Regions from separate parts of the Homo sapiens genome. Here all the other regions are linked to region 4. A link is a loop called in an ENCODE intact Hi-C map of the cell type or tissue named here. Cell type or tissue: mammary epithelial cell. All regions are shown on one strand.

The links. A loop is a pair of places that touch in the nucleus more often than their neighbours do. Peaks named below come from ENCODE experiments on the same cell type or tissue, not always from the same donor. Only the 100,000 strongest peaks of a DNase experiment are listed, where the experiment ranks them.
Region 1: it touches region 4 in a loop (15-fold over the local background); 2 of 110 quality-filtered maps call a loop at or near these places.
Region 2: it touches region 4 in a loop (12-fold over the local background); 4 of 110 quality-filtered maps call a loop at or near these places.
Region 3: a loop joins it to region 4, with 20 times the contacts of the local background. A loop is called at or near these places in 6 of 110 quality-filtered maps.
Region 5: a loop joins it to region 4, with 8 times the contacts of the local background. A loop is called at or near these places in 29 of 110 quality-filtered maps.
Region 6: it touches region 4 in a loop (6-fold over the local background); 10 of 110 quality-filtered maps call a loop at or near these places.
Region 7: it touches region 4 in a loop (3-fold over the local background); 3 of 110 quality-filtered maps call a loop at or near these places.

The regions. Positions count from the first base shown.
Region 1 is chr9:107,710,848-107,714,847 of GRCh38, forward strand. All of the region lies in intron 2 of LOC105376207 (a long non-coding RNA gene), which reads right to left. Among named protein-coding and RNA genes, the nearest start is that of KLF4, 220 kb to the left of the region's middle. In mammary epithelial cell, a CTCF peak has its summit at 1,737; DNase peaks (open chromatin) are centred at 914 and 1,744; H3K27ac peaks cover 1,804 bases.
Region 2 is chr9:107,998,085-108,002,084 of GRCh38, forward strand. LOC107987112 (a long non-coding RNA gene) reads left to right here and starts at 1,847. Exons shown (of 10, transcript XR_007061721.1): 1 at 1,847-2,489; 2 at 2,586-4,000. RefSeq lists an enhancer at 2,329-3,528. In mammary epithelial cell, a CTCF peak has its summit at 1,913; a DNase peak (open chromatin) is centred at 2,027.
Region 3 is chr9:107,420,363-107,424,362 of GRCh38, forward strand. It overlaps LINC01509 (long intergenic non-protein coding RNA 1509), which reads right to left. Exons shown (of 8, transcript NR_121581.1): 8 at 1-58. Among named protein-coding and RNA genes, the nearest start is that of LINC01509, 44 kb to the right of the region's middle. In mammary epithelial cell, a CTCF peak has its summit at 2,026 (motif pointing right); a DNase peak (open chromatin) is centred at 2,039.
Region 4 is chr9:108,270,969-108,274,968 of GRCh38, forward strand. All of the region lies in intron 4 of LOC105376214 (a long non-coding RNA gene), which reads right to left. It overlaps LOC105376212 (a long non-coding RNA gene), which reads right to left. Exons shown (of 3, transcript XR_930235.3): 1 at 396-4,000. Among named protein-coding and RNA genes, the nearest start is that of ACTL7B, 580 kb to the right of the region's middle. In mammary epithelial cell, a CTCF peak has its summit at 1,752 (motif pointing left); DNase peaks (open chromatin) are centred at 1,273 and 1,743; H3K27ac peaks cover 552 bases.
Region 5 is chr9:107,463,614-107,467,613 of GRCh38, forward strand. LINC01509 (long intergenic non-protein coding RNA 1509) reads right to left here and starts at 2,972. Exons shown (of 8, transcript NR_121581.1): 1 at 2,855-2,972. RefSeq lists a silencer at 2,059-2,238 and an enhancer at 2,741-3,240. In mammary epithelial cell, a CTCF peak has its summit at 2,137 (motif pointing right); no DNase peak of the experiment used is centred here; H3K4me3 peaks cover 998 bases.
Region 6 is chr9:108,054,131-108,058,130 of GRCh38, forward strand. All of the region lies in intron 4 of LOC105376214 (a long non-coding RNA gene), which reads right to left. Among named protein-coding and RNA genes, the nearest start is that of KLF4, 570 kb to the left of the region's middle. In mammary epithelial cell, a CTCF peak has its summit at 2,479; DNase peaks (open chromatin) are centred at 2,171, 2,801 and 3,441; H3K27ac peaks cover 3,313 bases.
Region 7 is chr9:107,853,138-107,857,137 of GRCh38, forward strand. It overlaps the pseudogene LOC101926973. Among named protein-coding and RNA genes, the nearest start is that of KLF4, 370 kb to the left of the region's middle. In mammary epithelial cell, no CTCF peak of the experiment used is centred here; no DNase peak of the experiment used is centred here.

The DNA.
Region 1 (4,000 bases), 560 kb before region 4:
AATACTTGGCATAAAGTAGATTCTAAGCAAATGGTAATTGATATGTAATAATTTTCTTAGGTAACTTGATATGCATTAATTTTCTTTCTCTGCTTTTCCTCCTGGGTTGAGTTTATTTGCCATGCATTTGGGAGATAGTTCCTTCTGTCCCTCACTGAAATGGCTGGATTGAAATATTGGACTTCTAAACGGATTTGTGCAAATATTGTCTTCCCAGGATGGCCCTTCAGTCTTTCAAACTCAGGTCCTTTGGCAAGGTCCTTGGCAGCAATGAAAGTGTCCTCCTGGGCATGGGCAGTCATCCCCATGAATGGTGAGCCAAACAGTCAGAGGAAGGCGGTGCTCATGCCAGGAAGATCAGGCACTTGCCAGCTTCTCCTTGGCCCAGCACTGCATGCCCTGAGATGATGTATAGCCACACAGTTAGGAGAGATCTTGACTCTGAGATCCTCAGCACTTCCCTCTCCACCTCTTTGAAGATCTGAGCTGAAAACAACACTTGGCCCCCAACACTAATAACACCCATCTCTCTCTGTTTGAGAATCTCTAATTAGCTAGGCACTTCCCATGTATTATGTCATTTAACAACACTCTGAGGTAAGGGTGCTTATTCCCATGTTAGAAATGGGGAAACGGAGGCTCAGGAGTTCCTTGCCATTGGTCAAACAGTTGGTAAGTGGTAGGCCTGGGATGTGAACACAGGTGTGTCCTTTCCCCTACACGCAGTTCCCATAATAGAGAGTGATCCAGGAAGTAATGAAGCCAATTGCATCCCGTGTGAGGGAAGAGCATCTGCTGAACAGATGCCCGGATATACTGGCCGAGTGCCATGAGGACATAGCTTTTTCTTGGCGATGAGGGCAATATCAAGAGACTGCTCCATGGCAGAAATGCTTTTACCATGAGTCACCCCATTACTCCATTTGGAGAGTTTATAGCTAAGGAGCTACAGCAATTCACCTGTGTCTCCTACATGTTTAAGCCCCAGCAATCCAGAAGAGCAATTCTATTAAGCAATATCCTCCCAGCAACGTATGGAGAGTATAAGAAATCATGTGACTTATGTTAATCAGCACTCAGGTCAAATTCAGCTGTTTATGGGATCATGTAGACTGATTTACCAACATCTCCAGATAATGTTTGTTTTTTTTTTTTTTAATCTAAGAGCTACACCATTAATTTCTTCTCCTCATTCACTTTCAAGTTTGAAATCCAAACTCCTGATAAAGGCATCTCCCAGTTGTCCATGATCTGGCCCTTGCCTGCCTTTGTCTCGATGTTTTCTCTTAACTGTTATTTCTTACAATTCATGCTCCAGTTGTACCGGCATCCTGGGAGTTCCAGAAATGGCCGTGCTGACCCAGGTCTTTGCCCTTTTGATCCTTTTCCTTAAAAAGCCCTTCCTCACTTTGTCTCCTTGCCTAGTCCTTGAATATCTTCCAAGTCTCAGCTCTAAGACTTGCTTCCCTGACATCTTTAGTCAGGTTTAGGTCCTCCTGCCTTCTCTTGTCCTCTCATAGCATCTTGTAAAATATATAAATTGGTGCAAAAGTAATTGTGGTTTTTGCCAAATGAATGGCAAAAACTGCACTTACTTTTGCACCAATCTAATACGAATGGATCCATATCCATTTGCTGGAGTCACCTGCTCTCTCCTTCCTCTTCCACATGAGTCTGTATGACCCTCATGGGAGAGAAATGTGTCTTATTATTCTTTGAACACCTAGTGGTTGTCAGATAGCATGACTCACAGTCAGTGTTCAGGAAACCTTTGAGACATTAACCACAAGGCATGCTGAAATCTCACTCACAGGCTGCGGGGAAAGAGAAGAAGTGGAAGCAGGTAGAACTGGAGGGAGGAACCCACCAGCCTTTCTGATTGGCCCTGACCACGGGACACACAGTGGCCCCCAGGATCAGTATCAAACTGGGTAAAATGCAAGTAAAATGAAAACTGGTAAATACAAGCTCGATGCAAGCTGTCAGCACTTCCAAGGAGAATGCTTTGTCCAGATTCAGGGGTCTCAGGTTTTAGTTGGGGGATAAGCAGTCAGGGCATGATGTGGGGTGTGGGGATCTCTTTTTCCTGCAACAGAAATATATCAGGGCTTCACAGGAGAGCGGGCACCAATGTACAGGACTCCTTTCATTAATTACATTTAAATTAACTTAATGTTAGATTAAATTTATTAAAATTTTTGAGATAATTGTAGATTCATATACAGTTGTAAGAAATAGGACAGAGAGATCCTTAAAGTGGGCATCATACAGAGAGGGAAGTATCCTTGATCTCTGTTTACCCATGAGAAAAGGACCATTTGCCCAACCATTTAGCAGGCTCACTAAGCGGAGCCAGTGCTGGACCTTGTGCTGGTGAAAGACATCTAGAATCTGACTGGATCTAGTCACTCTGCCTCTAAGGACTTACAGTCTAGGGAGATTGGCCAATGAAGTAACAATTACAGTGTTAAATGCCACAGTGGAGAGACCCTGTGTGTGTGAAAAGCATCAAGAGTGATGGATGTGGATTCTGTTGGGTTGTAATGATGGCGGTCGGATGGTGCATTAGGTTGGTGTCATGGGATGAGGGGCTGTTCAAGCGTCAGTCTTGAGCCTTGATGACACATCCTCCAGTTGGAGAAGGGAGGCTATGAATTCCGTGATGAGAATAGCATCAGCAAAGATACCAGGTCACTTCACAGCCTGGAGGGTGTCAAGGTGGGCGAGCCATTTGTCCTGATTGAAGGCAGTGTTCTGGTGGAGGAGTAGAGGGAGGGAGGCTGAGGCAGTTGGCAAGGGAGACTGGGGGGTCTGGTTGCATTGCTCAGGCATAATCCTGTGGGTAACTGGAGTGAGCTGCAGCCCTACAGGATTTCCTTTCTTTTTTTTTTTTTTTTTTTTTTTTTTTTGAGATGACGTTTTGCTCTTGTTGCCCAGACTGGAGAGCAATGGCGTGATCTCAGCTCACTGCAACCTCCACCTCCCATTTCAAGCAATTCTTCTGCCTCAGCCTCCTGAGTAGTTGGGATTACAGGTGCCTGCCACTACGCCCAGCTAATTTTTGTATTTTTAGTAGAGATGGGGTTTTGCCATGTTGGCAGGCTAGTCTTGAACTCCTGACATCAGGTGATCCTCCCGCCTCGGCCTCCCAAAGTGCTGGGATTACAGGCGTGAGCCACTGCGCCCAAGCCTACAGGATTTTTTAAATGGGAGTTGCTTGGTGAGGTTTGGATTTTGAAAATTTACTTTTGTCAAAGAAGCCCTTCACGTATGAAGGTCTATAGTCTCCCCTTGGATGGAGAATAAGGAGCTGCTCACGGCCTCAGCTCTGCAATCTTCCTGCGCATCCTTACTCTCAACCTCAATCCTACCTCACACAACTCTACAGATTACAATCCAGGCCGTGTGCGGTGGCTCACGCCTGTAATCCCAGCACTTTGGGAGGCTGAGGTGGGTGAATCACCTGAGGTCAGGAGTTTGAGACCAGCCTGGCCAACATGGCCAAACCTCAACTCTACTAAAAATACAAAATTACTCTGGGAGGCTGAGGTGGGTGGATCACGAGGTCAAGAGATCGAGACCATCCTGGCCAACAGGTGAAACTCTGTCTCTACTAAAAATACAAAAATTAACTGGGCATGGCGGTGTGTGCTTGTAGTCCCAGCTACTCTGGAGGCTGAGGCAGGAGAATCGTTTGAACCCGGGAGACAGAGGTTGCAGTGAGCTGAGATGGTGCCACTGCACTCCAGCCTGGCAACAGAGGGAGACTCCGTCTCAAAATAAAATAAAATAAAATAAAATAATAAAAATTTAGCCAGGCATGGTGGCAGACACCTCTAATCCCAGCTACTCGGGAGGCTGAGGCAGGAGAATCGCTTGAACTCAGGAGGCAGAGGTTGCAGTGAGCTGAGATCAAGCCACTGCACTCCAGCCTGGGTGACAGAGCAAGACTCCGTCTCAAAAACGAAAACAAAAACAAAAGCAAAAAAAAAAAGATTAT
Region 2 (4,000 bases), 270 kb before region 4:
GCAAGTTAGATTACCTCAGAAAAGCCACTTAATCTCTCTAAGCATCATTTCTTCATTACAAAATGGGTTTCATCAGCCCTACTGGGTCTATCTCATTGAACAATTGAAAAAAATCAAAGGAAGTCTCTATTATAAAAATGCCATGTAAGCCATTGAGAACTATCTGTTATGACACATTGTTACTGCCTGGTGAATAGTTTGGTAGTGAGGCTGCATGGCTAGACCTCCCCTCCCATGTTCAAAGTGATTTGCAACATCGAAGTGCTCAATACATTTTAGCTTCTGTTGTTATTGTCTCCATTCTACAGTGAAGAACCTGAGACTTGGGGAGATAAAGGAACTTGCCCAATATTGCACAGCATGGTGCACGGAGACGGAATTTAATTCAGACCATGTAATTCCAAAGTTGGTGCTATGTTCAATACATTCTTGTTTCCCAGTGAACACGAGTGCCATTATTAGAAATGAAAGCAGCACCTTCTGTTAGCAAAGGCAGTCGCCATTTATAAAAAGATGTCTGTCTTTTGGTGAGGGTTGGAAAAAGCACTACGGGACAACTGAGAATAAGATAATTTAGATATTTTTCTCCTGATTTTAATTCAGAAAAGAGGTATCCTTAGGGACTTGCAGATAGTTGAAAATGAAAGGGCAGAGCCAACCCCACCTCCATGCTATGAATCATTCATTCACTTAACGGGTTGAGTTGTACCTTCCACATCTGAGCTATTTTAGTTTTAAGTTTGCAAGCCTTGGTTATTCTAGCTTCCTAGGGAAAATCCCTCTGGTGCTTGCAGCCTCACTGGAGCCCTGGCTGTCATTGTGAACACCAGCAGTCAGAAGGTAAATACCGAGGATACTGCTCCTCTTAGCTGACTACCCTAAAGGCAAGTTCCTGATCCCTAAAATTCTATGGTCTGAGCTCAATAGCAACCATCTCACCCACTGCTTCCAAATGTACTCAGTTCAGTTGCTGTCTAGAGAGAATTTCTCCCTCTGGGTCTTGCCTGGCTTTGGAAATTGCATTGAGCCAAGGGTGGCTTGTTGAACTCCTAATCTGGAGCTACATGATAATTGGAAGAGCAGCCTGCCCACGGTGTCGCATTACATCCAACCATGCACCTCTTCTCTCCTAAGTGCCCTCGGGACACGGAATTCCAGGATTCCAGGTAGCTGAGGGGGAATGCAGCACATGAAGCTCAGCAGCAGCCAGAAGATAAGCAGTTTCAAACTGATACTCTTTAAGTCCCCTCCTTAACTACCAATCTCAGTTCCAGCAGAGATGCAGCCACACGGAAAAAGAGAAATGTTTAGTTAGCTTGGGTACAGTGCCCTCCAGGAGGATGGATGCTTGACAAAGTCCCAAGTCCAAAGCATCAGCCTTGGAGTTGAGCTGTACTAGCTGTCTGACCTTCTACTAATCCTTAGGAAAAATTAGGTTTTTCATTTTCTTTTTTTCCAGATGATGAAACGTCTTCAAAAAGAAGAGTAATTTAACCTCCAACTCTCTGTACAATCAGGTAATACTATTGTACTCAGTTGAGGTGAGAGGCATGGTGCATTACCCAGCACATGGCGGGGCACAGTAAGTGTTTGTTTGGCTTTTTTTCTTTTCTCTCTCTCTCTCTGTGTGTGTTTTTTTTTGTTTTGTTTTGTTGTTTTTTTGTTTTTTTTTTTTTTTTGACAGGGTCTTGCTGTCTCACTCAGGCTGGAATGTAGTGGTATGAGCAAGCTTACTGCAGCTTCAGTAGATCGAAGGTGCTGCCCACCACCACACCCAGCTAATTGTTTTGATTTTTAGTAGAGATGAGGTCTCACTACATTGCCCAGGCTGGTATTGAACATCTGAGCTCAAGTAATCCTCCCACCTCAGCCTCCCAAAGTATCTGAATTACAGGTGAGCCACTGTGCCTGGTCAGCAGGTGGTGTTTTGAGTCCTTCCTATAATAACTCTTTGTTGAGCACCAACTACATGCTATTGTCCTGGGCCCGGCCCCAAGATGGTCATTACTGTGCACATTGTAATGCAGCAAGTATGGAATTTGCAACCAACACCCAGATCTTCCGATAAGTTCCTCCTCTTACCAGCATGCAATCCTAGGCAAGTCATTTTCCTTCTCTGCATCTCCATCTCCTTACCTGAAACAAGCAGAGAAGATTTACAACACTCATTGAGATTATACACCTCATGCAGTCCTGGCACAAGATAGGAATTAATGTATTCATTATTTCCTTCTTCCTTTCCACATGTCTGCATCAGTTATGTGTGCTAAGTACTCCACACAGCTCAGAGATGGGAACTTTTGAAACTCTTCTGATCTAGTGCAAATGTTCTGGGGATGGCGAGGATCTGGAGAAGTCCGGACACAGAGTAAATCAGGTTGGAGAGAGATTTTTTTAAAGACATTGCAATTGCTTAGGTGAGGAAGACAGAAGACTTCAGAGGAATCGAAGATGACTCCTAGGTTTCTGGCTCGAACAACTAGGAAGAGGTTGGTGTCAAATGCTAGGGAAGAATTCTCTTTACCTCCTGTCTTAGTCAGTTTGGGCTGCTGTAAAAAATGCTGTCAAAATTTATTTTCTCACAGTTCTGGAGCTTGAAAGTCCATCAAGGTGTCAACATTATTGGTTTCTGGGTGAGGGCTCTCCTGGCTTGCAGACAGCCACCTGCTCCCTGTGTGCTCACATAGCCTTTCCTTGGCGCTTACACCTGGGAGAGAGTGAGGAAACTCTCTGGTGTCTCTTATTAAAAGAGCTTTAATTCCATTGGACCAGGACCCCACCGTCATGACCTCGTCTCATCCTAATCACCTTCAAAGGCTGTGTCTCCAAATACCATCAACTGGGGATTAGAGCTTCCACAAATGAATTTTGAGAGAACACAAACATTTGATTCATAACACCTCCGTATTAATAAGAGAGAAATAATGATGACGCGTATCCTAGTCATCTTCCTATTCCAATGGCTTTGAGCCTCTTTGATTATTTCAGGAGGTGGCTTGCAAGCACATCTGTCTACATTCGTTTTTCTTCCATAAGAAAGATAAAGGGGAAGAGGAGCCTCGGTAGGTGAGTTAGGGCTAAGCTATGAGTTCATAGTGAAGACTTTTGTGACACAAGCATAAAAAACTAGGTTCCTAAGGACCCAGTCAATGTGAGGCTTTGAACTAGAAACTGGGATGTCCGCTGAGTCAGAGGCACCCTTACCCTCAAGGATCTCACGACTTTGTAAATACATGGAGGATTTTCTCAGGAAGTTAGCTGTTTGGACTCTCGTCTCAGGTCATGAACATCTTGCCTCTGAATATGAAGGTCCTTAAGTGTGACTCCATCACTTTCCTGTCCAGGACTTCCTCAGGCAGGGGATGGTCTGCTTACCTGACCCCTAAGTGGCTTGTTAGGATGAATCATGTTCCAGTTCTCTAAGAGGGTTTATGTGTTGGAAAGAATATTCTCTTTGATCTCATGGCTTAGAGTGCATAGGCTTTGTCCAGTTAATCATGTAGCTGGCGTCAGGCTTTGCCAGTTTTTATTTCTTTGAGGCTTTATGGCATTTAAAGGGTTGGAGACTGGCCCTGTAGCGAACATGGTTTTGACTTCAACAGCAACTGAACCTTTTCTCCAGCTCTTTGATAATAATTGATTAGTCTAGAAGTCCAAGCAAAGGTGGGACTTTCTAAAGTGCCTCAGATCTAAGGGGTGATTGAAGGGGTGAGTCTTTAATAAGGACGCACTCTCTCCTCTCCTCTCCTGAGTCATTCCCACATGGTTAAAAGAGCTCTCCCAATAAATTTGATTTTGCCTTAGTGCTTTCCATTTACAAAGTACATTCATTCCACTATCAATTTAACCTCTCAAATCAGCCTTGAGAGGTAGAAAGAGCAAGGCAAATGGGCTTAATTTTGCAACAGAGAAATTCTAACACTCATTAAATGATTTGCTCAATGTCTCATGGGGTACGAGTTGTGAGAGGAGCTAACATTTATTGAGGGTCTGCTATGTG
Region 3 (4,000 bases), 850 kb before region 4:
TTTGAATCAAATCCCACATCTCACATCATTTCACTTGTAAATATTTCAGTAGGTAGCTCTGAAAGATAAAAATTAAAAACATACAATGCCATACGTGCATCTACAAAATTAAATAATTTATTAGTATAATCCCATCCACTGTTTAGATTTCTCTGATTTTATTATAATTTTTAAAAATGGTTGGTTTGTTGCAATCAAGATGCAAGCAAAATCCACGTATGGGGTTTGGTTAATATGTCTCTTTAGTCTTTTTTAGTCTAAAGGCTTCTTCTCTCGCTTATTTTCTTCCTCTTGCCATTTATTTGTTGTTGTGTTTTCACTTGCGATTATTGTCCTATATCTAGAGTTAGCCACATTCTAGGGTTTGCCAGTTGCAACCTTGGGATGTCATTCTACCCAGAGGCTGATTCTTTGGTGCCTTTGTTCCAGTGTAGACATGCAGCATGCAAGCAGGAGGGGGCTCAATGAAAGAGCAGTAGGTCATCTTTTCCAACCTTGCCACATCAGTGCCCTGACCAGCCACACCACTAAAGTGCTCTGGTGAATTTCTTTTCCAACACCCTAATGCTGAGGCTTTCCAGCCATCCACCCATCCATCCATCACTCATTTCCTTGGCCATCCACCACCCATTAAATGTGAGGATACTATGGCCCAGGCACTGAGCCTAGTGCTGAGGATACAGGGCTGAATCAGACCCAGCCTTGATCCTCAGGGTGGTCAGGGCCAGTGCAAAAACAAGCAAGGAGATAAAATATGCTGGTACTAGGCTTTCCTGCTGCATTCTCATTGCAGACTTGCGTGAAAGGGAGCTTACAGCAGGAGTCCCACTGGACATTAGAAAAAGCTTCCAAAGGCCAGGTGTGGTGGCTTATGCCTGTAATCCCAGCACTTTGGGAGACCGAGGCAGGCGGATCACCTGAGGTCAGGAGTTTGAGACCAGCCTGACCAACATGGAGAAACCCCATCTCTACTAAAAATACAAAATTAGTCGGGCGTGGTGGTGCATGCCTGAAATCCCAGCTCCTCGGGAGGCTGAGGCAGGAGAATCGCTTGAACCCAGGAGGTGGAGGTTGCAGTGAGCTGAGACTGTGCCACCAGACTCTAGCCTGGACAACAAGAGTGAAACTCCGTCTCAAAAAATAAAAAAATAAAAGAAGAAGAAGAAGAAGAAAAGAAAAAGCTTCCAAAGTGGCTCCTGAAATGTCTGTCACAGGACTCAGCCAGGCAAGGGGGAGGGAGTGAAGGGTGAGGAGGAAAGAGAGGACATTCAGAACAGGCGAACTGCAGGTGCAAAGGCCCGGAATCTAGGGAAAGCAGAGTCTGTGGGAGGAACAGCCAGTGTTTCAGGATGGCTAAAGCAGAGGTTGTGAAGGGCAGGGACGACTTTAGACCTTAGAGGCCCCAGGCACTGTTATTTTCCAAGGCCCCACCCCCACACTATACCATGCTTATTAAAATTCACCCACATCACACAGGAAATATGAGTTATATATGGCTACCTAAGGTTGAGGCCAGTTGCAAAGACAATTGACATGTTACATTTTGTAGACATTTAATTACATATTTATCAATTACAACTTGACGGCTTTCTTGTTTTATCAGTTTTGGAGGATGTACATAAATATATAGAATGAGAGTCTCAAAACTAATCTTGTAGCTACGCCTGTGATGGGCTAATTGATGAATCAGTGCTGGAGAATGGGTCACAGTGGCAAATGAGGCTGGAGAGGCCCGTGAGCTGCTGTCCCAGAGGGCCTGGGATGTCCTGCAGGGAGCTTGGCATGAGAAACCTTGGAGAGTTTTAAGCAAGGGCTGATGTGGGCTGCCTAGAAAGGCATGGATGAGAGAAGCCTGGAGACAGGGATCCCAGGGAAACGCCCATGCAATTAGTCTATTTCTGCTGCAAGTAAGCATGCATTTGTAGGCTTGATGCTTTTTTTCTGCTTCTCCAGCCCTGGCCTGGGTCAATCCTTGGGGCCCAGACTGAGCACGTGATGGCAGAGGAAAGGAAGCCCTGCTTCCTCCAGAGGGCGTCGCAGGACAGCTTTTCCTAGACAGGGGCTAGTATGTGCAGCTCCTGCACCGGGATACTGGTTGACAAGTTTGGCTGGGCTGGAAGCCAGCACCTAGGGAGGTCCCTGGAAGGGGCCAGCCTCACCAGGAGAGGAGGGACCTGGCCCTTCAGGGTCGAGCTCAACAGAGGAAAAGATCTCAGGGCACCCAGAGCCCAGTGGCTTTCAGCACCTGCATGAAAATCAGAGATCAACCAGATTACCCCATATTGCCCAAGAGAAAACTGAGGCCAGAAAGTGATGGAGCTTGCCCAGGACCCCAGAGGGTGTTAGAGGCAGGCCAGAACCAGAGGACAGCTCTGTCCCAGCACTTGCCCTCCTTTAATTAGGTGGGTGGTCATATCGCAGTGGTCAGAGACATTGCAAACAATAATAATAAATATTGAGCACTTGTTACACGCAGGGCACTATGCTAAGCACCTTGTATTTGTTATGTCCTTTCATCCTAGCAACTTCTCTGGAAGTGGAGTAATATCTCCCCCATGTCCTACATAAGACAATGGATACACTGGAGGGTTAAAGCCATGCCTTGCCTAAAGTTACACAGCTGTGCTTAACAGCTGGAAAACCCCAAAGGGTCCCTCTGACTCAGCCCCTGTGTGCTCAGTTTTAATTTTGGGAGGGAAATAACAATGCCACCTTATAATACTTTCTAAGAATGAGAATTTTGTTCAGTGAAGTGGCCTTCTAGAGCTGGAAAATGAATTCATATACTCTTCATATTTTTAACAAGGATGTCGTAGTTAATTGATCCGTAGCCAGGAAGTTAGATTAACCAGGACACTTCTGGCCCCAAGCACTCTAGCTAGTTGATTAATGGAGACATTGCCATGCCAGCTAAGTGGCTTTGGAGTGCAAAATAGGATGAATTGCTCTTAGCAGAGACCTAAATCCTAAACTCAAATCCTCACATTTGGGCAGGTGATCAATGCTTAGGGAGCATCTCCTGCCCAAATGCGAGGATTTGAGAGGGACAGTCGCCTATACAGGTTCACAGAACTGACTGGCAGGACCAAGACGAGTCCTCTTGTATCCGAAGCCCAAACCCTTAATCTTGAAGCTCAGTAGCAAACCAACAAAAGACTGTTGCAGTCAGGCGTACGCCACGTTTACTTTTCCATTGCCAGGACTGGTAAGCCGAAAAGGCACCACAGAGGATCCATGAGAACGGGTACGTAAAGCATACAGATTAGAATTTTGGCTTTGTCACAAAGGCACTTGAAGGAGTCAACCCCTTGGAGGAGACTTTCAACATTCATTCAACAAATATTTACTATGAGCACTGGGGAGCCCACAGTGAACAGGATGTTCAAGGCCTGGGCTCTCAAGGATTTTACATTCTAAGGACGAAGAAAGTGGGGCTGGGTGGGGACGGGGAGAGACAAGAAATATAAAGAGACTGTTAAGTGCTATTAGGGCAATAAAACTGGATAATATGACAAAACAGGGATGGAGTGGGACTGTTTAGTTAGTAGCCAGGTATGAGAAATTTGAGTTGAGATCTGCATGATACGAAAGAAGGAAGCTGGTTGGGTGCAGTGGCTCATGCCTACAACCCTAACACTTTGGGAGAACGAAGCAGGTGGCTCACTTGAGCTCAAGAGTTTGAGACCAGCCTGGGCAACATGGCAATATCCTGTCCCTACAAAAAAATACAAAAAAATAGCTGGGCGTGGTGGCAGGTACCCATAGTCGCAGCTACTCAGGAGGCTGAGGTGGGAGGATCACCTGAGCATGGGGATTCGAGGCTGCAGTGAGCCATGATTGCACCACTGCACTTCCAGCTTGGGCAACAGAGTGAGACCATGTCTCACAAAAAAGGAAAGAAAGAAAAAAGAAAGTCATGCTGAAAGAAAAGCATTGCGCGCAGAGAGAAAAACAACTGCAAAGGCCCTGAGGCAGGAATGAAGCCTGGCCCATTGGAGAA
Region 4 (4,000 bases):
TTTCTCTTCTTCAAGGTTGTTGCCCAGATTACCTAAGATCATATACGTGAAAGGGACTTTGTGTCTTGTGAATGGCTTACACTGGTGTTGATTGTTATTATTCTTTTACTTTCCTTTCCTTCTAATTTTTACCTCCAAGCCTTTTTTTAAACCATAGTTTTGGTTTTTATAGGAATTATGCTTTAAAAAGACACCTACCAAGTATCACACACCCAGTGAGGTGTGCCCCATCCATTATCTCATTTAGTCTTCACAGTGATTCATTAATTCTCCCGTTTTTTACAGCGAAGCAAGTGCAACTCTTAAGAGTTGCCTGTGATTTGAAGACTTTGCTGTTAACTAGTGTCAGGACAAACTTTTGAGCCCAGCTTAGTCTGACACTCCACTTTGCCTACCTGGGAGAAGCCTCAGAGATCCCTGTAGCCCGCATATCCTGTCGTATCCACAAGGGACTTGTCCCAGGTCACAGAGAAAATCACAGGCAGCACTGGGGCTAGAACTCACATCTCCTGAAGCTCAAACCAGCACTTCAAGTTCTCTGCTGTTATGTGTTTCAGTCACTTTCCCGACCCAGGAGAGGCACGATCTAAATCATCCTTTCCCAAACCATCACCCAGAAATCTCTATTTGACAAACTTCCGAGACTGCTTTCTTTGTGATGCTTCTAATCCTCATGCGTGGTGAGGAAGATGGCAGGTAGGGGAAAAGCTTAGGAGCTTAGTTCCTGTTTATCCATGTGTCATTCTTTTAGTCCCTGAGGCTACAATATCCATTTAGAAAGATTAAATAAAATGGAGTTGGGGACAGAGAAAGGGGAGCTCAGGGGGAGGCCGAGCGAAAGAAGAAAGTGGAATTCTCTAAGCATTAGACTAAAGAGCCTAAGACATTACTCATTCTCAAATGGGTCTCACTTCTTAAAGACAAACTGGCTTCCTGGGAAATCGCAGGCAGGTGAAAGCAGCTTGGGTGATTCTTTTTTTGTCCGTGAACTTGGCTTTTCTTTTCAGCATTCTCAGGTGCACTCAGGGCCCTGGGAAGAGATTGGGCTTTTTCAAAAGACATTTCCACCTCCTAATCTCTGTGCCTACAAACCAAATATTGATCTATTTAGTAAACCAGCCCATGGGAGGAGAGATTATAAAGCCCTGTTTACTCAGCAGTTGGGCCCCCCTGACAGCTGTTCAATGAGGGATTATGATGTCACAGTGGTAATTACACTATAAACAGGGGATAGGAGGAGAATAAAGCATGAAAGGGAACGCTGGGCTTGTTACCAGGCAACACAAAATATGCAACCTGAAACCAGGCAAGCATGTAAATTTCCTTACAAGCCTCCCAGATGTCCTCACTTTATGGCCAATGCTCAGTTTCAGTTTCAATTTGTTTATTTGCCCTTCTTCAATCACAAATGTGGAGCTGAGAATGTTGGAAGAGAGAAGAGAAAGCAAGGAAAAATAAGACAAGGAGGGCCCCTGCTCTCTCCCCCGGGGGTGTAAGTGGGTCCTGAGAAAGAGAAGGGGCTGAGTCCGCTCTGTGCAGGAAGCTCTAGAGGTCAATGTCCCAGAAGGAAGATCAACCCAGTAAAGAGGCTAAAGGCAGCTAAGAAAAAGAGCCCAGGAAAGAGGAGAAAGAGAAAAGGGGAGTGGAAAGTGAGAAGATAAAACTGGCTACCTAGGAAAAGGAAGAAGAGTCCATTGCAGGATCAGACCCCAGGAACTAGAAGGGGCCCCTGGAGTCCCCACGGTCACAGCCCCACCTAGTGGGTGCCCTATGTTCTTTATGCTATTCTTTTAGTGATGGCATTCCTCATGGTGCCAGGCAGCTCTGCCTTTCTCTGGGTGGCTTTATCGGAAAAGTCCTAGGTTGAGCTGAAATCAGCATCCCGGTTCTAGACGCCTCCCCAACCCATTTGTTCAGATTCCACGCCTCAGGAAAAGTACCTTACAGCCCCACAGAGATTTGGAAACAATGGCCAGGATACCCTGTGTTTTTCTTCCCCTGGATTCTCATTCCAGCAATAGGTCTCCCGGTGGGCTTTTCAGACGAAATTGCTTCTTGCCCAAATCAAACAATTTTCAGTGTGCCTATGTTCCTCTTACAATGTAGGCTTTGAAACCAGACACACCCTCCCAGGTGTGGTTTGACCTCACAGAATTAAACAGAGCCAGCTACATCTCCCCTCTCTAGTCTCATCCATGAGGCCCTGCTGTTTAGAGAGCTACAGAGGTGGGCTGGAAATGGCTGCAGCAGGCGCATGAGAGTGGATTGTTAAATTTTCAGGAATTCTGTGAGCCGGTTGTGAATCCTTGGTAGCTTGAAAGCCACCATGGGGAAAGTATTTGCACCACAGATATCGGGCAAATGCAGGAAACCAAGGCTTTCCTTTACCATCCCCCAGAGAGCGGGTCTACCAGCACACCACTGTCCCCGACCAACCACTTTCCACTTCTTTTGGGATTCAGTGCCTCGCAGAAGATAGGCAGAAGCCTGAAGCCAGAGAGCCTCACAAATGACAGGCCTTCCTACAAAAAGCTTTGAAAGAGGGAACCAGTGCCTCTGTTAGATCTAAAGATCATGGGACAGGAGTTTAATTCCTTTTGACTCTTCCAACTAGCGTGACCACCTTTGCTGACTAAGAACCTTTCTCTTGGGAGTGGCTCACATTATGGCCACACAGTTTTCCACAGGGCCCTCCAAGAGGCAGATGTTGAATGGCCAGGTTGCCTAAATAAATAAATAAATAAAGTCACTAAACTGAATTGTAGAGGTGGCTGCAGTTGCTTGCATGGACACAAACACAGCAGCTCAATCAGTGGCTTTTCTGCAAACCTGGGAATTCTGTGAAATTTCTTCTTTTTTTTAACTCTAGGAATAACTGTCTAGAATGATGGTTTGGCCAGAGCTAAGTTTCCATCCTGGTTCAGCCCCTCCCTTGGTGTTTGATGGGATGTTCATTAGTTTCCCTTGCTGGGCCTCAGTTTCCATATCAGTCAGTGGTATGGGTTGAGTCTTAGGATGTCTAACTGCAGATGAGTTTTGCAACTGACTCCAACATGGGCTGTGGCATTCATATTCTGATGAGTGCAGTGAGCAGAGCTGAGTTGGTTGAGCAGTGTTTTTGTACAAGCTAATCTTACTGTGCAGACTTGCTCTCTGCCTTCACTCCTGTTGTCCTGGGTGATGGTTTGTTTGCTGTGACCAGCCTCTCCTCAGATGCACTGTCAATGCTGATGAAATTGTCCTCAGTATTGCAGCTCTGGGCCAGATTATCTCCCAGAGAGTCTCCTCCAATCCCAAGCTGATTTGAAGTCACTTCCCTAAAAGAGGCATCCTCAGGTGACCCACCCTGAAGCTTCAGATGAAGTAGAGGTCTGGGGGCCTTGGCGAAGCCTCCACCCCTTTGCGAAGATTCTTTCTTTGGATCTTACTGGAACCTTTCTCAAGAGCAAAAGCTCACAGTCTTTTTCGTTTGCCAACCTTATGACAACTTAGAATGCACCCCAGTGCTCATACTGCATCTTCATCCCATGTTCCTTTCAAGAGCCCAGGTTCTGAAGTCAGAGAATCCTACATCATTTGCCAACCCAGTCTTTATCTCATCTCCTCTCTGCCACCCCCAACTGCAGCCATCCTGGCTTCTTGCTCAGCATCTACACTGCGTGTCCCTACTTCCCAAATTGCTCCTTCCACACATGTCCATATGAACTGATTTCCTTGAGTGTTCACAGAACACTCCACTAATCCCTCCCTACTCCACTCCCAGTGTGATCTGTCTCCATAGATTATCACCATCTTGACCATGATGTACTTTACTACCTGCATTTACCCTTTCCCCAGAATGTTAGGTCCAGGAGCACAGAGGCTTTGTTTTGTTCACTGCTGAATCCCCAGTGACTAGAACAGTGTCCGGCACATAGTAGGCACACAATTAATATTTGCCCAATGATTGAATATACAGTCGGTTCTCATTATTCTTGGATTCTGCGTCTGTGAATTTGTT
Region 5 (4,000 bases), 810 kb before region 4:
GTCTAACAGCATAGAGATAAGGCTGAATTGAGAGAAGACTCTGTGTTGTAGAGATGAGCACTGTGTCCAAAGTCGCTCTACCTCTTTGAGGTTCATCTGGAAAATGGGCTGACAATTAAATGGATATAATGTACACAGAAGTGCACTGTGACTGGTGAGGCCATGTAAATATTGAACACTGGTTTTCTGTATTTTTTTTTTCTCACTTAAAGTTCATCATATTAGAGATCTTGAGAAGTTACCAGTATGGGACCTCAAAGTTGCTGGTGCCTTATCACACAGTCCCAAAATTTGGATTGCTGGCATAAAATATTGTATTACGGCCGGGAGCAGTGGCTCACGCCTGTAATCCCAGCACTTTGGGGAGGCCAAGGCAGGCGGATCACCTGAGGTCAGGAGTTCAAGACCAGCCTGGCCAACATGGTGAAACCCCGTCTCTACCAGAAATTCAAAAACATTAGCTGAGCATAGTGGTGGGCGCCTGTAATCCTAGGTACTCAGGAGGCTGAGGCACAAGAGTCGCTTGAACCCGGGAGTGGGAGGTTGCAGTGAGCCAAGATCACACCACTGCACTCCAGCCTGAGCGACAGAGTGAGACTCTGTCTCCAAAAAAAAAAAAAAAAAAAGAAAAGAAAAAGAAAGATAAGTTTACTGGGCTGGGCGCAGTGGCTCACGCCTGTAATCCCAGCACTTTGGCAGGCTGAAGCAGGCGGATCACCTGAGGTCAGGAGTTTGAGACCAGCCTGGCCAACACGGCGAAACCTCGTCTCAACTAAAAATACAAAAATTAGCCAGGCATGGTGGTGGGTGCCTGTAGTCCCAGCTATCAGAAGGCTGAGGCAGGAGAGTCACTTGAACCTAGGAGGCGGAGGTTGCAGTGAGCCAGGATCATGCCACTGCCCTCCAGCCTGGGTGACAGAGTGAGACTCTGTATCAAAAAAAAAAAAAAAAAAAAAAAGAAAAGAAAGAAAAGAAAAGAAAGAAAGATAAGGTTACTGGAGTTCAGAGAGGTTGCAGGAGAAAGATAGCCAGGAACTAACTAGCAGGGCTGCCCTTGACAGTCAGGTCCTCTGACTGTGCATTCCATTGCACTATGTCTCAGGACTGTGTGTTATTATTTCTAACATCACCAATTTCCAGAAAGGATCCCAGGCATTTGTGGAAGGGGTGTCAAGGGGAGAGAAGGAAGAAGAATCCCAACAGTTAAAACCTCCCACAGCCCAGGCTTCCTGGTCACAGACAGGGCTGCAAAAGGCACCCTAGATGGGCTAGCTGCTGTGGGTGGGTGAGACTTGCATTGAGTACCTACTATGTGTTTCAGGAAAAAGGACCCTGAGCGTCGTGGCTCACTCCTGTAATTCTAGCACTTTCAGAAACTGAAGTGGGAGGCTTGGTTGAGGCCAGGAATTTGAGACCAACCTGGGCAATAAAGGGAGACCCTCTCTCTACAAAAATAAATTAAAAAGAAAAGAGCGCCGCCTGTGAGTAGGGTCAAATGTTATGCACTGCACCTGCTACGTGCTACAGATACAGGTGGTCTGGGACCCGCCAGCTGACAGTGGGAGTGAGTTTGCCCCGAATAAGGAGTCCTTCATTTCTCATCTTGTAGCAACTCTGTGGGTGGAGTATGATTACTCCCATTTTGCAATGAGAATATTTAGGTTCAAAAAGGAGACAGCTGAGGCCACAGCCATAGATGGAGTTAGTGGCACTGCAAGACTGGACCCCAGCTGGGTGCTCAGGTTCCTTTTCTACCTCAAAGGAAAGGTAGAAACCATCCCTATCTGCCACAGAGGAGCAGACTCCAGAGAAGCCAAAGCCTAGCCAGCGAGTAATCATAACGATGTCCGTCTTTTAGCGAGTATTTGTCATGTAGCAGACACGTTATTGCACATTCCCACTTAATGGTTACATGACCTTGTCCCGTCTATTTTCACGTTAGCCAAAGGGAAGCCTAGAAGTCCACAGTCCCCGGGAGCTGGAAGCCAGGCAGTGACAGCGCCAGCGTATTCTCCTTGACTTGATTGTAAATTTCACAACTTTGGTAGCTTCAACAGGGAGGAAGAGGAGGGGCGCCGGCTCCCTCCAGCAAAGGCGGCGCGGAGCGGGTAGCCAGGTCCGGAGCCGTCCTGTGCCGGGCCGTCCGGTGGGGGGCACTGCAGACCGCGCGGGCGCTGCGCCCGCCTCTAGCTCCGGGCGCAGAGGGGTGGCCACGCTCTCCTGAGTCCCTCGCGCCCCTAGCCGCGCCTGGGAGAGCGGACTGGCCTCCCAGAGAGGATGCGGGGGAAGCCGCACAGGGGCCCACTGGGACTGGGTAAGGGCGCGGGATGGGATCGGCTCTGGATATGGGTGCCCCCCGAGCCGCGCCCCACCCCGCGAGCGCTCCCATTTGCACCTCCACTTGAGCACGGAGCTTCAAGAACGAGCTATTCTGGGGTGCGGGTTCCGACACTAGGCCCCACACGGATCTGGGGACTGGTTTGGCTACGACCTGGCGGAAGGGGGGAAACCTGGCCTGAGAACGGAAACTGCGGGACGATCCGGCGGCGCACTTAAATCTGGCTCCGCTGCTTCCTCGCCCCGCCCCCGCTGTCACCTTCCTCTGCTTCTGCGCAGCGATTCCACACCCCACTCCACCCCATCCCACCCAGACCGCTCACCCGATTCTGACTTTGAACCCAAAAGCGATCAGGCGTGTTCTGGGCCCGGCCACAGCCAGCGGGCGCTCTGGCCCTCGCAGAAGCCGCCGCAAGCGGGCATCGCTGTCCCCAGGGAGGGGACCCCAGCTAGCACCAGTAGAGGTGCAGTCACCCTTTTTAAGGTTACTCGGAGGGTAGATGCGGCATCCACTGACCTTGATCTTTTCCCACAGTCACCTGGGACCCAGGCATATAATGTGGGCAGTTTAATGAGGTGTAAACGAAGTGCAAATGGCCTAGAAGCCCCTTGAATGTGAAGCAGGATGGAGGCTTTCTTTAGAAGGGGGGTTTTACTCACTCTGGGAATTCTGGTAACAGCAATAGTCTCTGATTGTTAATTGGTCATAATTACTTTGTTAGAAGTCTGTACACCATTCCAAGTTCTAAGGCGACGAGAAAGAATATTTCTGACATTTACAACGGGAGGGAAACAGCATATTACTTTCTCCATTAGGATATACATTAGCATATTGTTGAATTGAATTTTCCGCCTTCACTTTTTAATATATTTCCAATTTCCAACTACTCCCTGGAAAATTTTAAAAAGGGGCAGCAGAAGGATTGGTGATGTGCATGCCACAGATGGAGATGGAAAAACTGCCCAGAACATGTTGACATTTGTAAAAAAGTTAACATCCCCCCACACTTTAAAACTATGATATTAGGAATAGCATAATGGCAAAAGTTACTCGTACAACATCTGTTCCTTCCAATGGGAGGATTTCTTTCCTGCCAAGAATTTATGAATTTTCTATAGGAGCTTGGTTCTGTTCGGGGAAGAGGGAAGGAAGCCAGCCAGAGCAGCCCCTTGGCTTCAGGGAATGCAGGGATGCATTGCTCCTGGCTTTTAGATGGCTCCTGAAGCTGCTGATGGGGCCAAAGTCACCCTTCAGAAGGACTTGGCTGCAAACAAGAAAAATCTCCAACAGCCACCCATGGTTTAAAGTGACTAGGCCGTCACTAAGAAAGGTCAAGGCCATATGGCTTGAGGACAGAGATGAGTTGGTTATAACTCTCATTCGCAGAAGACCTAATCCTTTTTGGAGGGCAAAGGAAAGAGTTTATTATAGGGATAAAACCCAACCAACTCATATCAGTTCATTTCAAATGTTTCATTCATTTTCACATTGACCAGATAAGTGTTTGTTCACTCATCTCAGAAACTTCAATCTCTTCATCTACCATCAATTGTCTTTTACCCTTGCTCAATTGAATCTCTGGTGACTGGAAACTTTTATCTTTCTAAAAAAGCATGATGTGAGTGCTCAAAACAGCCATCTGGGTGAATAGGACGCTAAGTG
Region 6 (4,000 bases), 220 kb before region 4:
ACAAATAAGGGGAGTTCATCCCATCTTCAGGGTGTCTAGGAGGTCTTCACCCATTTCGAAAATTCAGTTTTGGAACTATTTGATAAGGAGAAACACAATTTTTTTTTTTAAACAGCCCAAAGCCCTTGCTGTTGAATAGCAAAAGGAAATCTGCTTTATTAAGGGGCTCTTCGCTTCCTGTGGGCAAAGCTTTGCCATGGGGCTCGACATCATTAAGGTCATGTCTGCACAAAGACCAGGAGAGAGAGAGTGATCAGCTGGAATGTTTAGGTCCAAAATATTGGAAGAGCTCAGCCTGATTCTCATGGGGGACTTAAATAGCTCAAGTAGAAAAAAAAAATCAGTAGATTTAAATCAGTGCAAAACTCTGTGTGAGCATTTACTATGTGCCTGACACTTTTCTAGGGATGTATTTTGTTCCAGCAGGCAAGACAAAGATTCCCTTTTCTCATGAAGGTCACATTCTAGAAGGAGATACAGACACAAAATAAAAGCCACAATGATACATCATAGGTTAACATGGACTGTGCTATGGAAAAGAAGAAAGCTAAGCATGGGAAGGAGTGTTAGGAGTGCCAAGGGCTACCTGGGGAGGCAGGAAACACAACAAAATGGGTGGAGATGTTGGGCTTCATCAAGATTGGGAGATCCAAGCAAGGCATGGAGGAGGTGATGAGGTCAGCCTAGAGGTTTCTAGGGGGCATCCAGGAAGAGTGAGGGACAGTATGCCTCAAAGGGGCAAGTCAGGAATGTGCTGTGTGTCAAAACAGCAACAAGAAATCCAGCGTGGCTAAGGTGAAATGAGTACTGAGGCAAGAGGATGGAGGCTCAGAGAAACACAGGGTTGAAGGGAGGGCCTGAAAAGTCTTAGAGCCATTGTGAAGATATTGCCAGAGTAAAATATTGCAAACACAATGTCTCAATACTCTAGGAGACTTGAATAGCTTAGACAGAAAAATAAGAAATATTTACATATATACAGAAAAAAATCATGTCATTGTTATCTTCAAGAAGCTCACAGTCAACTGGGAAAGATAGATAAGTAAACATAGAATAATAATCTTACATGTGATAAGTAGATACTACAAAAGACAAACGCTTTGACTTGGGAGCAAAGGGGATGATTTGTGATCCTGTGTGGGGGAACCAGGGAAGATTTCCTAGAGGAGAGGACACCTGAGCCTATTAAGTTGAAAACAGTAAATTTGTTAGGCATTTTACCCTACACATTTGCCCACAAAGACACGTACACTCCAAGGATGTATGTGATTTGTCCCAGTTACCCTGCACCTAAAGTACCAGTCCGGTTTTACCTCCTACTAGAGCAATTGCCTTCCTGTGTGCAGACCCAGTTTGAGCTGTGTTTGGGGTTGTTTTCCTCCAGCTTTCGGCTGAGGTCATGAAATGAAAAGGCTTGGCCGCAACGGAGCTTCTTAGAAAACTCCGAGCTTGCCTTCTCCTGATGTTACTGGCTTCCCTCTGTAGGAGTGTTTCCCAACTGGGGACTCTCCTTCAATGAAAATCTAGACCGTGAACACTGTAAAGATGGCCCTGTGCAAATGAATTTCCCATGCTGGTAAATCTTACAGCAGAGCAAGGAAGACCTATAATCAAACAGAAAATATATGGGTAATTTAATTAGAGATTCACTGGAAACTTAAGGTGTTCAAGGTAAACAACCAGAACATTGAAATGTATTCTTCCTGGTAGACTAGAAAGTTTGCAAAGTTTGGTTTCAGGCAGCCCTGGGTACATATGCAGGTTCAATCACTTGCTAGCTATCTGATCATGGCCCTGTTTTCCTTCTCTGTTGCGTGAGATCATAATACTTGTCTTTCTGAGCTCCCAGGGCTATTCTGAGGATCATGAAAGTATGTGGTAAGCTGTAAAACACTATACCTGTGTTGAATGTTTTCCTTTTCAAAGTGACTTTAAAAAAAAAAACTTCATTGGTTTATTTAGTCAATATGACACACTTCTGCAATCTTTTGAATCCATGGAATTTTCATATTAGAAATTACAGCCCTCATGTTACAAATGAGCAAACAGGCCCAGAGAGGGAATATGATTTACTTAAGATTGCACAGCAAATTAGAGGTAAAGCTGGACCTGGGTTCCCTGACTCATCTTTCCGTGTTCTTTCAAATAAATTACAGTATATAATAGAAGATCATGTGAAGGAAGATTCTTCCTGCTTCTGACTCAGAGAGACAGGAAGTATCATTTCCTTCTGGGTTCTTCCACTGGAAGCACATTGCATTTCCTTCTATAGCAAACACTTTCACTAGTTTTAAAGGCATTCTTTTTTGATAAAAAAACCTCTTAATCCAGCACTTATGTAAAACTGCTTTCTTTAATTCTTCCAGTAACCCAGTAGGTTATTAGTAATCCCATTTTGCAGATGAGGAAACGGAGTCTCTGAAAGCTGAAATGACTGACCCAAGGTCACATCTAGGAGGCAGCAAAGGTGGAGCCCACCTTCGAAGGCATTGTGCCACTATGTCTTTCCACCACACCGAAACCGTATATGCTACTTTCTCTTTTACCCTCTGGCAGAATTTAGATGTCTGCATTAGAAAGGAGCTAATTAAAGAAAGCAGCTGAAACAGTGAAATCCATCTTTATGAATCAACCTAATAAGTAGAATTAAAATCGCAAATTAGACTTAGAGGATAACCTGATTTTTAAATTTTGTTACAAGATTGCAAAAAAAAAAAAAAAAAGATAATGTTTTCCATTTACACAATGACTTTTATCCAAAGCAGTTTCACAGATGTGATAGAGATGAATCATAGGTAGGATTTATGAGTGAGTCTAACATTTAGCAATGTGAGATGCCCTAGTAGAGACAGTGTCTGTGTAATAACAGGAGCACTGAAATCAGAACTGCTTTTATCAGAGATGCTTGGCAGATTAGATTCATTATTATTGTAAATATAAGAAAGTATAAAAAAATGAATAAAACTCGCCCAAGCCTAGATAGCTAGAAGCAATTATTCATGTTATTGTTGTATGTTTCTTCCTTCTCCCTGAACACTGCCTTTTAAAAACTTTGGCTGGGATTAGACTGTATGTGAATTTGCACTTGATGTTATTAGTATTACTTACTATGATATATAACATGCTTCAGAAAGATAATATTTAATGGATGAATCACATTCCATTACTGAAAATAAAAAATATATATTAAAGAAACACCCCCAAATGGGAGAAAAACAATGACAAAAACCAAATGCAGAAAAAAAAATAGTGAGGTGAGTTGCAGGCTTTAAAGCAAAAGATAAAGTCTTTACGAGAGAAGACAGAATAGACTCTTGTTTCAATGATACTCTGGCCTCCCTAGTTCTTGTTAACATTCCTGAGGCAACATTTTGGTTGACTCTTTCAAACTGGCTGTGTGTGCTTGTGCAGGGATTGGCCAGCCTTTTCTGTAAAGTGCCAGAGAGTGAATCATTTCGGTTTGAGGCAATACAGGCTGTGTAGCAACTACCCAACTTTGCCATTGTAGCCTGAAAGCGGCTATAGACAGTATATCAACCAGTGAGTATGGCTGTGTTCCTACAAAACTTTATTGACAAAAACAGACAGTGGATGGAATTTGGCTCTCCCAGGGGTATTCGTATATCAGTCTTTGCCTGGGCCTGGCTCTATGCTAAACTGTGTATAGATACAGAAAAGAAGGAAGTGTTTTGTCTCTGCCCTCAAGTAACTGGGAGAGATGAGAGAAGGCATCATTGCAATGTAGCATATGAAAAGCAATAAATAAGATGCACACCAAGTGCTGTGAGATCAAAGAGAAGGAAGCAAGCCGATCTCCTCTGGGCAATAAGGAAGTCCTCACAAATGAAGGGATCTAGCCTGAGTTGCAGAAACTGAGTAGGCATTTATCTACATGCGCCTGTTCAGTTGACTGTGTATTGGATTTCTTCTCCTATAAGGTTTGGGGGTGCCTCCATGAAAATTCCCAAGTCCTGGGCTTCGCCCAGACCAGTAAAATTTC
Region 7 (4,000 bases), 420 kb before region 4:
TCTCTTAAAAAAAAACAAAAAAAAACCCTCATAAACAAATACATCTAATCTCAGCCAGCTTTTGAACACAAAAATAAGATTTCCATACAATGGATACCTTGTATTTTATAAAATAATCTCTTTTAACCTCTTACATAATATCTTACAATCTTATAAGATTATAATCTCTTGTATAATTCTTTTTATCTTCTTTCCCCAACATTTATATTCATTTAGTTTTATCTATAGCATATTTTCCTTCATTTTGAAACAACTTTTACATAACCTCAAAAAGAGACAAAATTACTTTTTGTTTGACAACATACTCATCCTCATGTCTTTTTTATAACGTTCTTCACCAAAAAACACCCATCTCACTTTATTTATTTATTTGAATTACAATGTGACTTTTCATACTTTGGAGTGAGCCCCACAGGAATAAAAAACACTGGGAAGGGAAGACCACTTGACCCTGAGGAGTGGCCCGGGGGGAGAGAGGCTACCTCAGGGGAAGGAAGCACAAAAGAGATGCCCTGCAGGCTCAGGGCAAAGGGAATGCCATCGGTGCTGGTACCTGTGAGCACTACAGGAGGAAATGTGAGTACGGTTGGACTGGCTTCAGGCACACTGGCAAACGGCAAGAGGGCTGGACACAAAGCCACAAATCTACTTGGGTCCTCCTTCTCCTTTTTTATTTTTATTTTTGAGATGGAATCTCGCCCTGTTCCCCAGGCTGGAATGCAGTGGCATGATGTCAGCTCACTGCAACCTCCACCTCCTGGGTTCCAGTGATTCCCCTGCCTCAGCCTCCGAAGTAGCTGGGATTACAGGCGTGTGCCACCATACCTGGCTAATTTTTTTTTGTATTTTTAGTAGAGATGAGGTTTTGCCATGTTGGCCAGGCTGGTCTTGAACTCCTGACCTCAGGTAATCCACTTGCCTCGCCCTCCCAAAGTGCTGGGATTACAGGCGTGAGCCACCATGCCCGGCCTGGGTTCTCCTTCTCATTTGCCTTTTTCTGCTTCTGCTGAATGGTCTCCAAGTCCCTCTGCTTGCAGGAGGCAACAGAAAGCCCATCATCTTGGTGCTTTCCCCTTAACCAAGTCACTCTGCTTTTTCATATTCTTCTGGTGGGCAAGTTCACCACAGTCATGGCTACGGCAGGGCAGCAGCTCTTACCTGCCTCTGTTGTGTCCCTCTTTCTGTCCGTATCTCACTTAATATGCTCCGTATACCGAATTGTTTCTTTTTTATCTCGTACTTTTAACTACAATTAACTATTACAATTAAAATTAACTACAGTTTCAACCCTTAGTAACCCTAATTTCCAGTGAAAAACCTAGGAAGTAATCTGAACTGTTTTATATCAGTATTTATAGATAAAAACCATTTCATAAATTTTTAGAAAGATATGTTCCCAGCTGAGCATGGTGGTTCACATCTGTAATCCCAGCACTTTGGGAAGCCAAGGCAGGAGGATCACTTGAGGCCAGAAACTCAAGACCAGCTTGGGCAACACAAGACTCTCATTTCAAAAAATAAAAGAGATATGTTTCCTCAATTTTTTTTATTTACTAACAGATCTAAATATATTTAGCTTTTCTATACGATGTAAAATAAGATGAAGTATAGAAACTTAAGCTTATGTTTAATAATTAGTGTTTTAGTATTTTATAATAACTTAGAAATGACTCAAACATTTTATGATTATCTGTTACTTAATTTAACATAATGTGTCTTTAAGATTTTTAAATTACTGAAAAGAATCTTCAAACTATGACACAGGTACACTACCTAATGTCTTCTACAGTCATACTGAGTCTCAAATACCACATGGCACCCGGGACAGCTACGAAAGGCAGGGACCTTCTGAATCCTGAATTTACACAGCAGGTGTAGAGGTCAGAACACTGGATGGAGCTGTAAAGAGAATGCCTGGAGGATCTGACTCTTCCTAGTATAACCAAGAAGCAAAGCTGGGCCATATTGGGCCTGGCTCTGCATTGGAGCTGGTGGCCCAGGCATTGACAACACAGGATGTGTCCCCAAGCCCACAATAGCCACTTGACCAGGCCCCAGTATCCAGAGGCTCAAAACCAAATACTTATGTAAGCTCCCAGTAAGATGTGTGCAAACCTTCAGGGGAGCCCAACAGCCAGCCCTTATAGCTTTAGCTTACAGATAAATCAAGCAAGTATCAAAAATATTATAGAAGCAGCAGTTTTGTTGCCTTAAAACATGTATTAGAGACAGCGTAAACCTGTCTGATCAGTAGATCCAGGCAAAAATGTTTGAATTATATTTAATACTGACAATTCTGGAGATATTCCTATTTTATTATACCAACAATTTTAAAACTAGCTTTATCTACCAAGTATCATTTTAGAGCACATAGAAATATCACATGAACATAACATATATAGACACACAGATATACAGACACACAGAAGCACATCTTAAAGCTTTCATGAAGGTTTTGCATTGGCCAGTTTACAAATAATTTTTCTTTCCTCTATTCAGACTATCCATTTCCCAATTACCTATTTCATTGTCCTAAGTAATTGTTAGTTATGTAACCCTACATTTACACTTCTAAACGGATGCCTTTTAGGTGAAACAAAGGAGAAAACGTGTATCTCAAAAGCACAGAGACTTCAGGCCTAATCATTATACCATCATTTGCTCAAATCAACAAAGGAGAGTGTAGGTAAGGGCCCAGTTAAAATGGCCAGGAAAATCACCTTATAGGTAACACATGTTATGTAAATCTAATCTACCTTTCACAGTTTCTAGTGACTCAGTCCTCCCTCTCTTCCCAGTGCACAGAGGAGTCAATCTTAAAATCTAAGATTTCCTTTATAGATGTATTTTTTAAAATATAAAATGGTTTTAAAATAGCTAGCTAAGTGCCAGAAAGATGTATTTTGGAGACCAACTTAGTTCAATAGGTGGACTTTTAAACTTAGTGTCTGTTTCTTAGCTAAAATTACAGAGTTCAGGGTGAAACCCATTAAAGAATAGGGCAGGGAAAGCATTCTCTATGCCTGAACTCAGCATGGATAGCTCTGAAAAATAATTAAGCCCTCTTTACCTGAGGGCCTGCCTTTTGTAAATACTACAGCCAACTTTCTTTTCACCTTCAGGGCAGAATAGAAACTAAGCCAAAAAGTTAGCAGATTCAATTTTTCTTATCAATTAATTGCTTAAGCTTTCTATTTGCCTTTCAAAAAGCCTTTTTAAAAAGATAATAAAAATATTAGAATCTTTTTAGAAGCTTCTGCCCATCACTAGGCATTCCTGGATAAGCCTAATTTCAGGAGCCCTCACTTTTAAATGCCTTTCTTAAAGTGCAGTGTTGTTCATTTGGAAAGTTCTACTGTAATTTTAAATTATCTTTATTAAGATTTTGCCAACTTTGTGTTTTCTGCTTCTATAGCTGGAAGATGGAGAGCTCAGTTCTTCAAAAATTAAGGGTCCTATTGTTGTGGAACTTTTCCTTAGCTCAGCTAAAGATGGGGTTCTTGTTTCATGGCCACAAAAGATTAGGCCTGCAGACAATTTGAAGGGTGAGTAAGGCAGGGTTTTACTGGGTGAAAAGGGAAAGAATGGGAAACGGGCCCTCAGCAAAGCCAGAGTCCCTGCTGGTGCACTTCCTGCCTTGCAGTTTGAATCCCAGGTTCCATACAGGAAGAGGAGGGGCCAGGCTCCTCCTGGCTGTAAACCGTGTGAACTTCTGTGGCTCCAACTCAGTGTGCACTCCTCCCAGTGTGCAGGCTGGCTGGAGTTTCTCTGAGGACTCCTTCCCACCTGGCTGTCTCATTATTTTTACATTGAATCTTGGCTTTGGCTTTCAGATCCCTTTGATCAACTTAGCCAATAATTCATTCCTACCTAAGCACACAAGAAAAAGGATTGGTTACAGCTGGATGTCTGCCTTATTTGAACACAGCTTAAACAGTTGGCTGCCTTGAATAGGCTGAAACTATAATTCGTACAAGAATAGGTTACTTTATGTGTGACT